5 separate regions of the Homo sapiens genome follow, and all the other regions are linked to region 3. Evidence: chromatin contacts called from ENCODE Hi-C or POLR2A ChIA-PET data. All regions are on one chromosome and are shown on one strand. The core of a region is the stretch at or near the end of the contact, and the rest is flanking DNA. Distances in the headings are between cores, read along the strand shown.

Region 1 (2,700 bases), core at 25-2,524, 330 kb after region 3:
CTAGTGTGAGCTCACCCCTCTTATTAGTGATTGGTTCGGGGAAGATCACATGACCAGTGCTAGTCCAATCAGACAGGAGCTCTGAGGTTTTGCATGATAGTTCGGGACAGATACCTTCTTTTTCTTTCAGGACAGGGATAAGGACACAAGCCTGAGCGGGTCCTGGCAGCTGGTGTGCAACTTTCAGGGGAGCCACGTTTGAGGATGACACTGACATCAGAGGGAACAATAAAGAGACAGAAGGAAAATGGGTCACTGGCAATAGCCCCAGGCTCCTGGACCAGCCAGCCCAGACATCTGCCCCACCTCTGGGCTTTCCAGTTGAATGAGCCAATCCTTTCCCCTAAAATTTATGTCTATTTGAGTTGGTGTTTTTGTTACTTGCAACCAAGTAACTGACTGGTCCTGAGGCTTTCTTCAGGTCTCTGGGCCGCCCCAGGAGCCTCTGGTTAAATGCCCACTTTTTGCCTAAATTGCTGCAGTACAGGAATTTGGCCAATGACTCAACTTGCCGAACTTGCCCACCGCCTCCCCAGCTCTAGAATGGGGATAATTATATACACTTGATTGAGCTGTTAAATGGATTAAAAGTGATTTAAAGACTGTCTAGCACACTGTAAATTCTCAACACGTTAGCAATTACTATTCGAAAGCACTGAAGGGTAGCTGAAAAGTCCCAATCCCAGTGAGCAATCAGCCACATCCCTCCCCTGTCTTGTTTGTAGTTCCTTTGTTCAGGTCAACAAGTCCCCTCCTCACAAACAGTCCCAGAGAACAGCTAACCCAGTTTCTGTCAGAAGGGTGGCAAATCTGGCCTGGGGGTGGGGGTGGGGGATGGATCTGAAATGAAAGAGATTTGACTCAACTTCCCGGTTGCTGGGTGGCGGAGGAAGCCCTCATGAGCTCATTTCTCTACCAAATACAAGCTGGGGTCTAAAGTTTCAAAACACAGGCTGGGGCACGCTGGCACAGTCCCGAGAGAGGACAAAGGAAAGAGGCGGGATGGAAGAGAAACCGCCACATGGCAGGTTCCACAACGAGCTCTCTCGGGAGGAGGCTCCTGGGCTGGATTCCAGCCACATCCGTTCTCTGGGCAGCTACGAGGCAGCAGGAAAAAGGGACCCTGCCACGTCTGTATTTACAGCTGGGAACTGGCGGTGGCACGGGAAACTCGGAAATAAACTCAAGTCAGGAAGTGAGAGGTGCAAGCTGCTTCCATAGCAACGCCCATCTGGGGATCCCTGCCCACAGCCGGAATCATTCAGAAGTGGGGCTTATCTAGAGACATACACCAAATTCACGTTTTCCATTTGCACCCAGAAAATGACACTTAAACTATACTTCCTTGGGGAGCCTCTGTGAATCTCCCTGTACTACAGCTTGAAAAATCCCATTCTTCTTCAGAGCACGCAGAACACAGTACTTATCCATATGGCTCTGCGGTTCTTGTGTTTTCTCCCTGGCTGTGGGCTCCACCAGGGAGGAGCTGTGCCTGCCTTGCTCATTGGTGCCTGGCCCAGAGTAGGGTCTTCAGTTGATGTTTACTGAATAAACTCTCCTGTTTTCAGTCTTATTTTTATTTTATCTTTTGAGATGGAATCTCACTCTGTTGCCCAGGCTGGAGTGTGTGAACTCGGCTCACTGCAACCTCCACCTCCTGGGTTCAAGCCATTCTCATGCCTCAGCTTCCCGAGTAGCTGAGACTACAGCAGCATGCCACCACGCCTGGCTAATTTTTTTGTATTTTTAGTAGAGATCGGGTTTCACCACATTGGCCAGGCTGGTCTCGAACTCCTGGCTTCAAGTGATCCACCTGTCTTGGCTCCCAAAGTGCTGGGATTACAGGCATGAGCCACTGTGCCCTGCCAGCACACCAGTGTTAACAGCAGCATTATTCACTATAGCCAAAAGGTAGAAGCATCCCAAGTGTCCATCAACAGATAAATAGATAAGCAAAATGTGAGATATATATATATACATATAAATTTTTTTTTTTTTTTTTTTTTTTTTTTGAGATGGAGTCTCGCTCTGTCACCAGGCTGGAGTGCAGTGGCGTGATCTCAGCTCACTGCAACCTCCGCCTCCCAGGTTCAAGCGATTCTCCTGCCTCCTGGGATTACAGGCGCACGCCACCACTCCCAGCTAATTTTTGTATTTTTAGTACCGACAGGGTTTCACCATGTTGGCCAGGATGGTCTCAATCTGTTGACCTTGTGATCCGCCCGCCTCAGACTCCCAAAGTGCTGGGATTACAGGTGTGAGCCACCGCACCTGGCCACAAAATGTGATATATACATATCATTATTATTTAGCCTTAAATATGAATTGGAATATTATTTAGCCTCATAAAGGAAGGAAATTCTGATATATACAACATGAATGAACCTTAAAGACATGATACTAAATAAAATATGCCAGCCACAAAAGGACAAATACCGGATGATTCCACTCATAGGAGACACTTACATTCGTCAATCTCATAGAGACAGAAAATAGAAAGGTGGCTTCCAGGGACTGGGGTCTTGGGGATGGAGAATATTGTTTTTCAGAGACAGAGTTTCAGTTTACAAGATGAAAAATGTTCTGTGGATGGATGATGATGGATGCACAACCATGTGCATGTACTGAATGCCACTGAACTGCACACGTAAGGTACATTTTTTTGGTAACTATATCTATCAGTAATGTAACTGGGCATAA
Region 2 (2,700 bases), core at 57-2,556, 310 kb before region 3:
TTCTAATGAGACTTTCATTTTCCTAAACGAACCTCTCTCCCATTATCCACCATTCCAGCTCACCCTCCCTCCCACCGATCTCACCTTCTCCCTCTACACTTCCTCATTCTCTCCAACGCTTTAGCTTTTCAGCTTCCCATCAATTCTTTAGAAATCCCTCCCCAAATTATCCCCACTCTCCGTATCCCCTCTACTTCGGCTTCTCCATCCCTCATCAATTCCTCTTATTATTCCTCCTATCTCTTAATCTTCTCCCCTTTGGAACAGGGCACCACAAATAAATCTCACCCCCTTCAAAAACGTCTGATTCACGGGCCCCTTAACTTCTTCCTTCCGCACCCCACCCTCCTCAGACCCCCAGTCCTGGCACCTCTACCCTCCTCACACCCTAAGCCCATGTCTTTTCATGCTCAATTCTACCCTTAGCCCCTGTTTTCATCTTCCCAGCCTCCCTAGTCTTCCCACCCGTCTTCAGACCCCACAATCTCCACTCCATCCTCACACTTGATTCTTCATCCCCTTTATAACTCCCCCAACCTGAGGCTCCCCCAATTCCAATCTCCTTCAGATCTTTCTGCTCTCCAAATAACCAACCCCTCCACACTCAAGCTCCTCCTCACACTTCCCAGACCCAGAAATTCCCTTCTCAGCCTCCCCTGATTCTCCTCCCAGCACCCCCAACCCATGCTCCGACCCTTCAAGCCCGCCTCGGATCCCAGTTCCATTTCAGCCTGCCCAGTCATCTCCTCGGTTTCCCCTAATGGCACGCCCAGACCCTCCAAATCCTTCATCAGCCTTCCCGATTCCTTTTATTTGACTCCCATATTCCCCACCCAGCCGCCAATTCTCTTTTCAGATTCCCAATTCCTTCCTCTAGCTCGGCGATTCCTCCTCAGGACTCCAATTCCCTTCCCGGACCCGCCAATTCCTTCTCGGGACCCCCCCGTTCCCATCACAGACGCTCCAGTTACCTTTCAGGACCTCCCACCCCTCCCCGGGCCCCCTCAGAAAAGCCCCTCCAGCCCGTCCGGCCCGCGGGCCGCGCACCTTGCGCTGCTGCTTCTCCCAGGCCGGGTCCAGCAGCAGGTCCCGGTCCCAGTCGTCCTCCTGGGCCATGTAGTCGCCCATGCTGCCCCCGCCGCCAGCGCCATTGCCCGCGCTGCTGGGGCCGTACTGGTACGACTGGTTCGCCGCGTGGTAGTCCACCATTCCGCCGCCTCTCGCTCGCCCACCAGCCTGTCCGCTCCCGCCTCAGCTCCCGCCCCTCTGCCCGAGCCGCCGCCGCTACCGCCGCTTCAGCTGCTTCAGCCCGCCCTCCGCCCGCGCCTGCGCACTGCCCGCCGCGCCTGCGCACAGCGCCGAGGTTGCCGCCCTCCCGCGCGCGCGCGCCTGCCAAACCAGAAAAGGCACCAAGGCCGCGCTCCGGAGCTTGGCGCCTGCGCAGAGTCCCGCTTCCTGGCCGCCCGACTCAGCCCGGGGGCGAGCCGCGCCCCCTCTCCGGCGTGAACGCGCGCGTCGTTCGCGTATGGGCGGGGCCAGATCATGAATGATTCATAAGGGCAGGCCCCGCCATCGGACCTGAACCAGCTCAGGCTTGGAATGCACTGCACCGGGTTCCCATTCAGCGACACAAATTCAACAAATATTTATTGAACACCTATTCTGTGCCAGACTATGTTTTACGCAGGCACTAAAAACAGAAAAAAATCCCAACTTTCATGAAACTACCTTCTAGTAAAGGAAGCCACATACACACAAATCTACTTTTATTTTTATTATTTTTTGAGACGGAGTCTCGCTCTGTCTCCCAGGCTGGAGTGCAGTGGCGCGATCTCGGCTCACTGCAACCTCCGCCTCCCGGATTCAAGCAATTCTCCTGCCTCAGCCTCCCGAGTAGCTGGGAACACAGGCATGCTCCACCACACCCGGCTAATTTTTGTATTTTTTTAGTAGAGACGGGGTTTCACCATGTTGGCCAGGCTGGTCTTGAACTCTTGAGCTCAAGCGATCCTCCCGCCTCAGCCTCCCAAAGTGCTGGAATTACAGGCGTGAGCCACCGCGCCCAACCAACACACAAATTTTTTTTTTTGAGACGGAGTTTCGCTCTTGTTGCCCAGGCTGGAGTGCAATGGCGTGATCTGGGCTCACTGCAACCTCCGCCTCCCAGGTTCAAGCTATTCTCCTGCCTCAGCCTCCCGAGTAGCTGGGATCACAGGCATGTGCCACCACTCCTGGCTAATTTTGTATTTTTAGTAGAGACGGGGTTTCTCCATGTTGGTCAGGCTGGTCTCAAACTCCCGACCTCAGGTGATCCGCCCACCTCGGCCTCCCAAAGTGCTGGGCTTACAGGCATGAGCCACTGCGCCTGGCCTCAACACTCAAAATTTTAAAAAATATGTAGACAGGCACAGGGGCTCACACCTGTAATCCCAGCACTTTGGGAAGCTGAGGCGGGAGGATGGCTTGAGCCCAAGAGTTCAAGGCCAGCCTAGGCAACATAACAAGAACCTGTCTCTACAAGAAATGTAAAAATTCACTGGGCATGGCTGTGTGCACCTGTAGTCCCAGCTACTCAGGAGGCTGAGGAAGGGACATCACTTGAGCCCAGGAGTTCCAGTCTGCAGTGAGCTGTGATCACACCAATGCACTCCAGAAGCGAAATCCTGTCTCAAAAATATACATAAAAGTAAAAAATAGGTA
Region 3 (2,700 bases), core at 102-2,601:
CTCTGGAGCCCACTTTTAAGATTCCACCTCGCTTCTGCGCCTCTCACAGCACTTGCTCCTGGCCACGCCCCGGCTCTTGCTCCTGGCCCCGCCCCTGCACTTGCTCTTGGTCCCGCCCCTGCTCTTGCTCCTGGCCCTGCCCCCGCACGGACTTTTAGCCCCGCCTCTGCTCTTGTTCCTGGCTCCGCCTCTGCACTTGCTCCTGGTCCCGCCCCTGCTCTTGCTCCTGGCCCTGCCCCCGACCCTCGTGGGTATCGCACCTCTGCTATTGCTCCGGGCCCCAGCCCTACTAATGTTTCTGGCCACACCCCTGCTCCTCCGCCTCGTTCCGCCCCGCCGCCTCCACGTCTCTTCCTTTAACTTTATCCTCACCTTGCTCCTTATTCCGCCCCCTCCCTGTATTCCACTCTTGCTCTTCACCTGGTCTTGGTTTCTATTTCTCGCTTTGACAGTCCCCCTCTTAAGTTCCCCCGTACTGCTTCTGCCTGCGATCGCACCCGTGTACTTCCACCCGGCTGTGCCCCAACCTCTTGCCCCACCCTCGCACTTCTCTTGGTATCGCCGCTTTCTCCTCGCTCGGGGTCTGCCCAGGGGCTGGGTACTGTACCTGGTCTCGCCCGTCTCCGGGCCCCGCCCCTGCTCTTGCTCCCGGCCCCGCCCCTGCTCTTGCTCCCGGCCGGGCCCCCGTTTCTCGCCCGGGGCTTGCTCCTCACTCTGCTTCCGCTCCTGACCGCGCCCCTACTCCTCCACTTGGTCTTTATGGACCCGTTCCTTCCCCGGGTTCTCGGCGATTGGTTCTTCCCGCGCGGGCCCGTCGCCCCGTCCCGCCCTCTGGTAACGCCCCTCCTCCTCGCCCTGCCCCTTCTCGATGAAAACTGTCTCTTCGCCTCGGGATCTTTCCTCGCCCTTCGTTGTTTCCTCGCCCCACACCTTCTCCTTCCACGCCGGCACCAGCTTCTTAGCCGGCACCTTCTTGAGTCTCACCTTCCCCTCGTACCGCGACACCTTCTTGCCCCACTTCTTACTCTTCCTTCCCATGCCATTAACACCTGCCTGCTCTATACCCCGACTCTCCTGCCCCGCCCCGCCCTTCGCCCTTCACGTTCGGCTCCCCCTTTCCCTCCTCTGCCAGCTCCCACGACTCTTCCCCTCTTTCCCTCCTCTCCCAGCTCCCACGACTCTTCCCCTCTTTCCCCTGCCTCTCCCCTTCTCGCCTTCCCCTTCCCCTCCCCTTCCTAGTTCCTCCCCGTCCCCGGCATCCCCCCGCCCCTGGATGGCACAGCTTTTTCCCCGGCCCCGTGGTACCAGTCACTTGGTTAAAACCGGTCAACTGTCACTCGGCCGCACCAGTCCCGCCCCTCTTGCCCGGTCTCAAAATGGCCGCCCACACTTCCACAGCCGACTTCCGCCTTTGCAGAGGCACGCCCTCCTCTCACGCGGTCTCCAAGGTGACGCGCAACCCCTAAGGCACCGAGGGCTGGAGGCTGTCTCAGCACTGAGGGCGCGGGGCCTGGTCGGCAGAGGGTGCTGGAGACTACGTTTGTGCCAGGAAGGCCTTCAAGGAGTTTCTATTGGTTGTTCTGGCAGCAAGCACGGTCCCTACTTGTGCTTCCTACCCAAATATATATATATATATATTTTTTTGAGACGGAGTTTCGCTCTTTCTCCCAGGCTGGAGTGTGAAGTGGCGCGATTTCGGCTCACTGAAACCTCCGCGCCCCTGCCCCGGATTCAAGCGATTCTCCTGCCTCAGCCTCCCGAGTAGCTGGGATTATAGGCTCCCGCCACCACGCCTGGCTAATTTATTTTTTGTATTTTTAGTAGAAACGGGGTTTCATCATGTTGGCCAGGCTGGTCTCGACTCCTGACCTCAGGCGAACCACCCGCCTCGGCCTCCCAAAGTGCTGGGATTACAGGCGTGAGCCACTGCGCCCGGCCCTACCCCAAAATTCTACTCCTTAAAAAAGTGTGGTTTCCTGGAGACCTTGTGAGAATGAATAGGCTGCTTAGCACCGTCCTCTACAAAACAGGACAAGGACAGCCATCCTATACTGTTGTGGGAAGTGTGCCCGGCTCAAGTAAAATATTCATTAAGTTAATTTTCATTTGCATTCTGATGCCTTACAGGTAAGGATTCAGGCCATGACTTTTTGATGAACTCCAGACCAGACGTTTAACCCAGTGGTTTTCAAATTTGAGCATGCATTAGACTCACCTAAAAGGCTGGGTAAGCCAGGTTGGTGGGTACCACACCCTGAGTTTTTGTTTTTGTTTTAAAGATGGAGTCTCTGGCTGGGCATAGTGGCTCATGCCTATAATCCCAGCACTTTGGAAAGCTGAGGCAGGCGGATCACTTGAGGTCTGAAGTTGGATACCAGCCTGGCCAACATGATAAAACCTTGTCTCTACCAAAAAATACAACAATTAGCCGGGCATGGCGGCGGGCACCTGTAATCCCAGCTACTCGGGAGGCTGAGGCAGGAGTTGCTTGAACCCAGGAGGCGGAGGTTGCAGTGAGCCGAGATCCCTCCACTGCACTCCAGCCTGGGCGACAGAATGAGACCCTGTCTCAAAAAAAAAAAAAAAAATTAAGCCAGATGTGGTGCTGCACACCTGTAATCCCAGTACTTTGGGAGGCTGAGGTAGGAGGATCGCTTGAGGCCAGCCTGGGCAATATGGTAAGACCCTGTTGCTAACAAT
Region 4 (2,700 bases), core at 37-2,536, 350 kb before region 3:
GGCAGGTGGATCATTTGAGGTCAGGAGTTCAAGACCAGCCGTCTTGAACTATTAGTAGAGACCAGCCGTCTCTACTAATAATACAGAAAAATTAGCCAGACGTGGTGGCACACGCCTGTAATCCCAGATACTCAGGAGGCTGAGGCAAGAGAATCGCTTGAGCCCAGGAGGCGGAGGCTGCAGTGAGCCGAGATTGTGCCACTGTACTCCAGCCTGGGCAACAGAGTGAGACTCTGTCTCAAAAAAAAAAAAAAAAGAGACTCTGCCACCAGATTTGTTAGACTGGAATGGATGCTTGGAGCTAAAAGAAACCCCAGGGTAAAGGGGGATAGGCGGCCCGGGGTAGGAGCTGCTCCCATCTGAGCCTGCCTCTGTTCTCAAACAGACTTCCGGAGCCATCCCACACATGGGAAACCAACCAACCAACCAACCAACCAACCCAAACCACTCAGATTATACGTCAAAGAACTGGGTTCTCCCCAAGGGGAAGAGCCTGCACTCCCCACACAGAGTCCAGGAAGAGATAGGTCTCAACCCAAGGCAGGTGGGGCCCACAGAGCGGGAGGCAGTGCTCAGCCCTCCAGGCAGAGCTTCTCACCAGGAGGAGGAGATGGTGAGGCCTACCTTGAAATAACTACCTTTAACAGAGGAAACTTACACTCCCAAAAGGCAGTTTTAAAATTAGGGCAGCAGCAGAGGCTGGGGCCTCCTCTGGCCCCATCTAGCATTTTGCTATGAAATGATCAGGCACACGGGGCCCTTCACCTGGAGAACAGGGAGGGTGAGCTACAAACACCCCATTTACTTTCAATGCTTACAGCTAAGCTCAGGTTTCAGGGTGGGGGTGGGGGACTACAGATCATCTGGTTTAAACTTTGATCTTTCAAAAAGATAGCCAAGTAAGCCAATTCTGGCCTTGAGACAGTGTGGCCTGGAATCTTAGCGAGTGCCTAAGGGGCCCAGTCTTTAGAATTAACGTTTTAGTCTGGACAAATCCGCCCAGGGATTTGTTCATCCAGACAAGAGGCCTTTGGCATTTGGGGAGAAAAGGTCAGACAGGGCACTGATGGGATTGTTATTTAGGCAAGTGCTACACACCCGTCCTGAGCTAGTGGGACCCCGGGAATTCCCCAGTAGATCTTGCCAGGTGCAGGAACTGCCACAGGAAAGGGGTGTCTGGAAGCAGGGCAAACACTCCTGTTTCTCCCTCTGTTCAATCTCTCCAGCAGATGGCTTGTTTTTTTGCTAGTATTCAAATGATCCGTAAACTGGGCCCTGCTGGTGGAAGGGTGAATATGCGAGGCCCTGGAGTAATCTTTAATCGTGGTAAGGGTTTTGTCTTTGACAACTGAAACTCCTGCTTGGTGATCCTTTTCCTTTTTCCTGTTTTGAGAGGCTCTGATTCAACAGTCCACCCGGCCAAGTCAGGGCCATCCTATTCCAGTGAAAGCAGAGAGGGGTGTCTCAGGGTGGGCATCCCAGCTAGGGTGGAGCTGGCTTGGTCTGGAAATCTGTGATCTTGACCATGTACAGCCCCCACAGACTTGGGCTTGTTTCATGCATACTCGGTCCCTGCGGGCTTCCTACTCTCTGAACCCAGGGTACGAAGATCCCTTTCAGAAGCAGAGTGAGTTTGGAGCACTGAGAGGATTAGGGGCCTTTATCCGCATAATTGAGTCCCCTCGATCCAGAGGTTGGGTGCTCACCAGCCTGCCTGCCCTTTGCTGAGGCCACAGGGCTCCTCTCCAGGCCTGCACCTCACAGAGGCTCCGTGAGCACTGGATGAGGGGGTGAATGAATCCCTGAGTCCATCTGGGAGGTGACTCCAACCAGAAATTTCAGGCTTGGAGTTTGAAGTTTGCCAGCAGGCAACTAATTCGTGGTGTTAAGAGTTACCTAAACTTGCCCTTAGCCTCCTGTGAGTGGGTGTTGGCTCCCAAGCACTAGGATGGTGTAGGGTACACAATTTGGGTGGGTTGGCCAAGCACGGTGGCTCACACCTGTAATCCTAGCACTTTGGGAGGCCAAGGTGGGTGGATCACGAGGTCAGGAGTTCGAGACCATCCCGGTCAACATGGTGAAACCCTATCTCTACTAAAAATACAAAAATTAGCTGGGCTTGGTGGCATGTGCCTGTAATCACAGCTACTTGGGAGTCTGAGGCAGGAGAATCGCTTGAACCCAGGAGGCAGAGGTTGCAGTGAGCTGAGATCACGCCACTGCCTTCCACCCTGGCTAAAGAGCGAGATTCCGTCTCAAACAAACAAACAAACAAACAAAAAGCCATTTGGGTGGGTTAAGAAATCACTCTGGATTTGGGGGTCTCTTTTTTTTTCCCTTGACAATATTCAGTCCATCTCAGATTCCTTGGATGCATGAGACAGACAACATTAGCAGTGTCTTGGGAGGATTTAAAAAAAGAAAAACCTGACCATGACCACAGAGAGAGAAAGAAGAGAAAAGAAAAGAAGAGATCAAAATAGGATTCTATAGCCAAAGAGTAATTATAGGATCGGGAGGAACCAGTAGAGACTGAAACCTCTGACTCATAATTGCTCCATTAAAAATGGTGAAACATCTGCCCTGGCCGAGGAACAGGGCTACACTCTCACCCTGGCTCGCCCCACCTACAAGCCTTCCTGGGGCTGGCATGAAGGGGTGGCTGTCTCCAGGAGCGGTGTGGGTATGACGTCAAAGGAC
Region 5 (2,700 bases), core at 1-2,500, 400 kb before region 3:
GCATGGGCAAAGCCTGGCCTTACACCACTTCCAGCAGCTCTGGGGCTACCTCCTGGAGTGGCAGGTGAGGTGGGAGACTGGGCCTCTTCCCAGAAAGAGAGAAACCTTTACTAACAGAGACATAGGCACCCTGTGGGCTATCAGGTCCCCAGGGAACGAGGGGGTACTGGACTAGGCTGACTTGGAGAGATCTGGCTGGGATATCCCTGCCCCCACCCAGCCTCAGCTTGTCCTCTGGGTCATTGCTCTTATTCCCATTTTACAGATTGGGAAACAGAAGTCCCAAGTGGCTAGGCTGCTTGCTGGGGGTCCACACCAGAAGAAAGGGAGTTGGGATGGGCACCAGGCTGTCTTGCCTGGGAGGCCCCATTGGCAGCCCTCTTCAGGGCATGGAGGGCAGCCCTGACTCATCCTTCCTGCCCAGGCCATATTTAACAAGTTCGATGAGGACACCTCTGGAACCATGAACTCCTACGAGCTGAGGCTGGCACTGAATGCAGCAGGTGTGGACAGGGTCCTGGGGTGGTCGTGGGGACAGGACCTGTTCTCTCCCATCCCATTGTCTCCAAGTCCCCCTGCTCAGCTGTGGCCGTCTGCACTGTGGCCATCCACAGGCCCACACCTTAGCTTGTTGCCAGTCCCTGGCAGGGGTTGGGTGACCCTGAAAGAGGCCAAATAAGGAAGGAGAAGGGCAAGGGGCGTGTGTGGGGTGGGGAGGACATGAAAGGGGGATGTGCCTGGTAGGGGTTCTGGGGCAGGGAGAGGCCCCTCCAGGAAGGGGAAGATTAGGAGCTGGTATCTGAGAGGGTCTGGCCCCCAGGGCAGCATGGTAGAATGTTCTGGATTCTGGTGCACCGGGGTTGGAATCCTCACTCTACTGACTCCAGGAGGGGCCCTGGGCACTTGACTTCATCTCTTTGAGCCTCCATTTTCCTCTCTAAAATGGCCAGGGCCTGGTGTGGTGGCTCACACCTATGGTCCCAGCTACTCAGGAGGCTGAGGCTTGAGGATGGCTTGAGCCCGGGAGGCTGAGGCTGCAGTGAGCCGTGATTGTGCCTGGGTGACAGAGCAAGAGCCTGCCTCTCAAAAAAAAAAAAAAAAAGCTAGTACACAGGGTGGTGAGGAGTCGTCCATGCACTGCAGGGCATAGCACTTAGTGATTGGAGAATGCAGCTTTCATTACCAAAAGCCCCAAAGAGAGCCGGCCAATGGCCTCTGCTACTAGGCTGAGTTCCTCCTGATGAGCTGGAACAAGCCCAGCACAACATCCTAACCAAGAAAGAGAGCCAGAGAGAAAGGCTTTCCATGGGCTCCAAGGCAGATGAGACAGTACAGCACTGTGACCCTCATGTGGAGGGGATTTGGAGAGTGGGCTGGGGTCAGAACTTGGAGTTCCCAGATCCCCAACCCCACTCTGGGGCCTGTCTGCCACCACACAGCAGATGGAGCCACAGGGAGATGGGGGCTGGGGTGACTGTGATGGAGTCGGAGAGCCAGAGGGAGAGGGTTTGGGTGTGGCTGTGAGTGTGAGACCCAGAGAAGGTGGTCAAGTGTCCAAAAGAGCCAGCCGGGCGTGGTGGCTCACGCCTGTAATGCCAGCACTTTGGGAGGCTAAGGCAGGCAGATTGCCAGATTGCTTGAGCCTAGGAGTTCAAGACCAGCCTGGGCAACATGGCGGAACCCCCGTCTCTACTAAAACTACAAAAATTAGCCAGGCGTGGTGGTGCGTGCCTGTAATCCCAGCTACTTGGGAGGCTGAGACAGGAGAATCTCTTGAACCCGGGAGGTGGAGGTTGCAGTGAGCCAAGATCATGCCATTGTACTCCAGCCTGGGCAACAGAGCGAGACTCCGTCTCAAAAAAGAAAAAAGAAAAAGCCCAAGTCAAAGGGGGAGAAATGGGGTCAGAGACAGCCAAGGATTGGGAGACGTGGGGCAGAGAGGGAGAGGCTGGGCCGGAGATAGACAGGAGTGGAGGTGAGGGAGCAAGGACTCACAGCAGGTGGCAGGTGGCAGGCTTGTGTTCACGCATCTGGCACCAGTGAGTGCCTGTTACATGCCAGGAGTTATTCCAGGAAGAAGGAAACTGATAAAGTGCCCTTGAGAATTTCTCAAACGGGAACTCCTGCAGTGGCAGCTGAGGGGCTCCAGCGCCTTCTCGGGTCCTTCCACCCCATCTGGCTGGGTTTCCCCATAGCCCTGGGCATGGCAGCCTCCACCCCTATGCCCGAGGGCAGATGAATGCCAGAGGGAGTGACCTGGGGCAGGTCACACGGGCAGGAAGAGGCTGCAGGCCACCTGCCCTCCTGTTAAAACAGCACCTGGCACTGGGCACAGCATGAAATGGCACTTACTTGGTAGATATTTGTGAAGAGAATGAACACACAGAATGGGGGTGAAGATGGGCTTTGGAAGCAGCAGAAGCCCATGAAACGGTACTTGGAACTGGGTTTGTCTGGCCGTGTGGGAGACAAAGGTCATCAGGCACAACCTTGCATCTCAGAAGGGGTCAAGAACCCATTGTTTTGGGTTTTTAAAAGCCTCCAATGAGACTCCACAGCAGACATGGTTTCTCAGCTTTAGAAATCGCCTCTGAGGTAGACTGTAAGGAAACTGACTCCATATGGGATTGACTATATTTTTTGCTGCACAGAAATATCCTCCAGTGCCCACTGGCAAGGAGAAAGCCCCACAGGATTTAA

Evidence for each region. A loop is a pair of places that touch in the nucleus more often than their neighbours do. ChIA-PET counts read pairs that join two places held with the same protein, here RNA polymerase II (POLR2A). Pooled maps may share reads with other maps.
Region 1: a map of ascending aorta shows a loop between it and region 3 (6-fold over the local background). The contact joins the enhancer-like site here to the promoter of CATSPERG in region 3. A Hi-C loop is called at or near these places in 3 of 168 maps with a recorded cell type or tissue (ascending aorta, lower leg skin and mammary epithelial cell), 2 of 37 single-sample maps with no recorded cell type and 12 of 50 pooled maps. POLR2A ChIA-PET finds 5 or more read pairs at or near these places in 1 of 52 experiments (WTC11).
Region 2: a map of CD8-positive, alpha-beta T cell shows a loop between it and region 3 (38-fold over the local background). The contact joins the promoter of ACTN4 here to the promoter of CATSPERG in region 3. A Hi-C loop is called at or near these places in 3 of 168 maps with a recorded cell type or tissue (CD4-positive, alpha-beta memory T cell, CD8-positive, alpha-beta T cell and naive thymus-derived CD4-positive, alpha-beta T cell) and 10 of 50 pooled maps. POLR2A ChIA-PET finds 5 or more read pairs at or near these places in 3 of 52 experiments (IMR-90, Panc1 and activated CD8-positive, alpha-beta memory T cell).
Region 4: a loop to region 3 is called in a pooled map, with 5 times the contacts of the local background. The contact joins the enhancer-like site here to the promoter of CATSPERG in region 3. A Hi-C loop is called at or near these places in 2 of 50 pooled maps. POLR2A ChIA-PET finds 5 or more read pairs at or near these places in 2 of 52 experiments (CD8-positive, alpha-beta memory T cell and activated T-cell).
Region 5: a loop to region 3 is called in a pooled map, with 10 times the contacts of the local background. The contact joins the enhancer-like site here to the promoter of CATSPERG in region 3. A Hi-C loop is called at or near these places in 2 of 37 single-sample maps with no recorded cell type and 9 of 50 pooled maps. POLR2A ChIA-PET finds 5 or more read pairs at or near these places in 2 of 52 experiments (Panc1 and WTC11).

What each region holds. Positions count from the first base shown.
Region 1 is chr19:38,002,030-38,004,729 of GRCh38, reverse strand. All of the region lies in intron 1 of SIPA1L3 (signal induced proliferation associated 1 like 3), which reads right to left. Among named protein-coding and RNA genes, the nearest start is that of SIPA1L3, 96 kb to the right of the region's middle. RefSeq lists enhancers at 192-311, 718-1,249. Within about 2 kb of position 1,274, at least 36 of the 41 ENCODE cell types and tissues checked have a DNase peak (open chromatin) inside an H3K27ac peak, as active enhancers do; they include ascending aorta and mammary epithelial cell, where a contact is called at or near this core.
Region 2 is chr19:38,646,255-38,648,954 of GRCh38, reverse strand. ACTN4 (actinin alpha 4) reads right to left here and starts at 1,306. Exons shown (of 21, transcript NM_004924.6): 1 at 1,048-1,306. The coding sequence starts at 1,209. RefSeq lists silencers at 967-1,046, 1,277-1,466.
Region 3 is chr19:38,334,481-38,337,180 of GRCh38, reverse strand. It overlaps CATSPERG (catsper channel auxiliary subunit gamma), which reads right to left and starts at 1,351. Exons shown (of 29, transcript NM_021185.5): 1 at 1,306-1,351. RefSeq lists silencers at 564-733, 1,104-1,183 and enhancers at 1,304-1,513, 1,318-1,612.
Region 4 is chr19:38,684,522-38,687,221 of GRCh38, reverse strand. All of the region lies in intron 1 of ACTN4 (actinin alpha 4), which reads right to left. Among named protein-coding and RNA genes, the nearest start is that of ACTN4, 38 kb to the right of the region's middle. RefSeq lists enhancers at 1,187-1,246, 2,417-2,556. Within about 2 kb of position 1,286, at least 36 of the 41 ENCODE cell types and tissues checked have a DNase peak (open chromatin) inside an H3K27ac peak, as active enhancers do.
Region 5 is chr19:38,731,506-38,734,205 of GRCh38, reverse strand. It overlaps CAPN12 (calpain 12), which reads left to right. Exons shown (of 21, transcript NM_144691.4): 17 at 2-64; 18 at 425-503. It overlaps ACTN4 (actinin alpha 4), which reads right to left. Exons shown (of 21, transcript NM_004924.6): 21 at 2,617-2,700. Among named protein-coding and RNA genes, the nearest start is that of CAPN12, 12 kb to the left of the region's middle. RefSeq lists an enhancer at 9-58. Within about 2 kb of position 1,250, at least 25 of the 41 ENCODE cell types and tissues checked have a DNase peak (open chromatin) inside an H3K27ac peak, as active enhancers do; they include Panc1, where a contact is called at or near this core.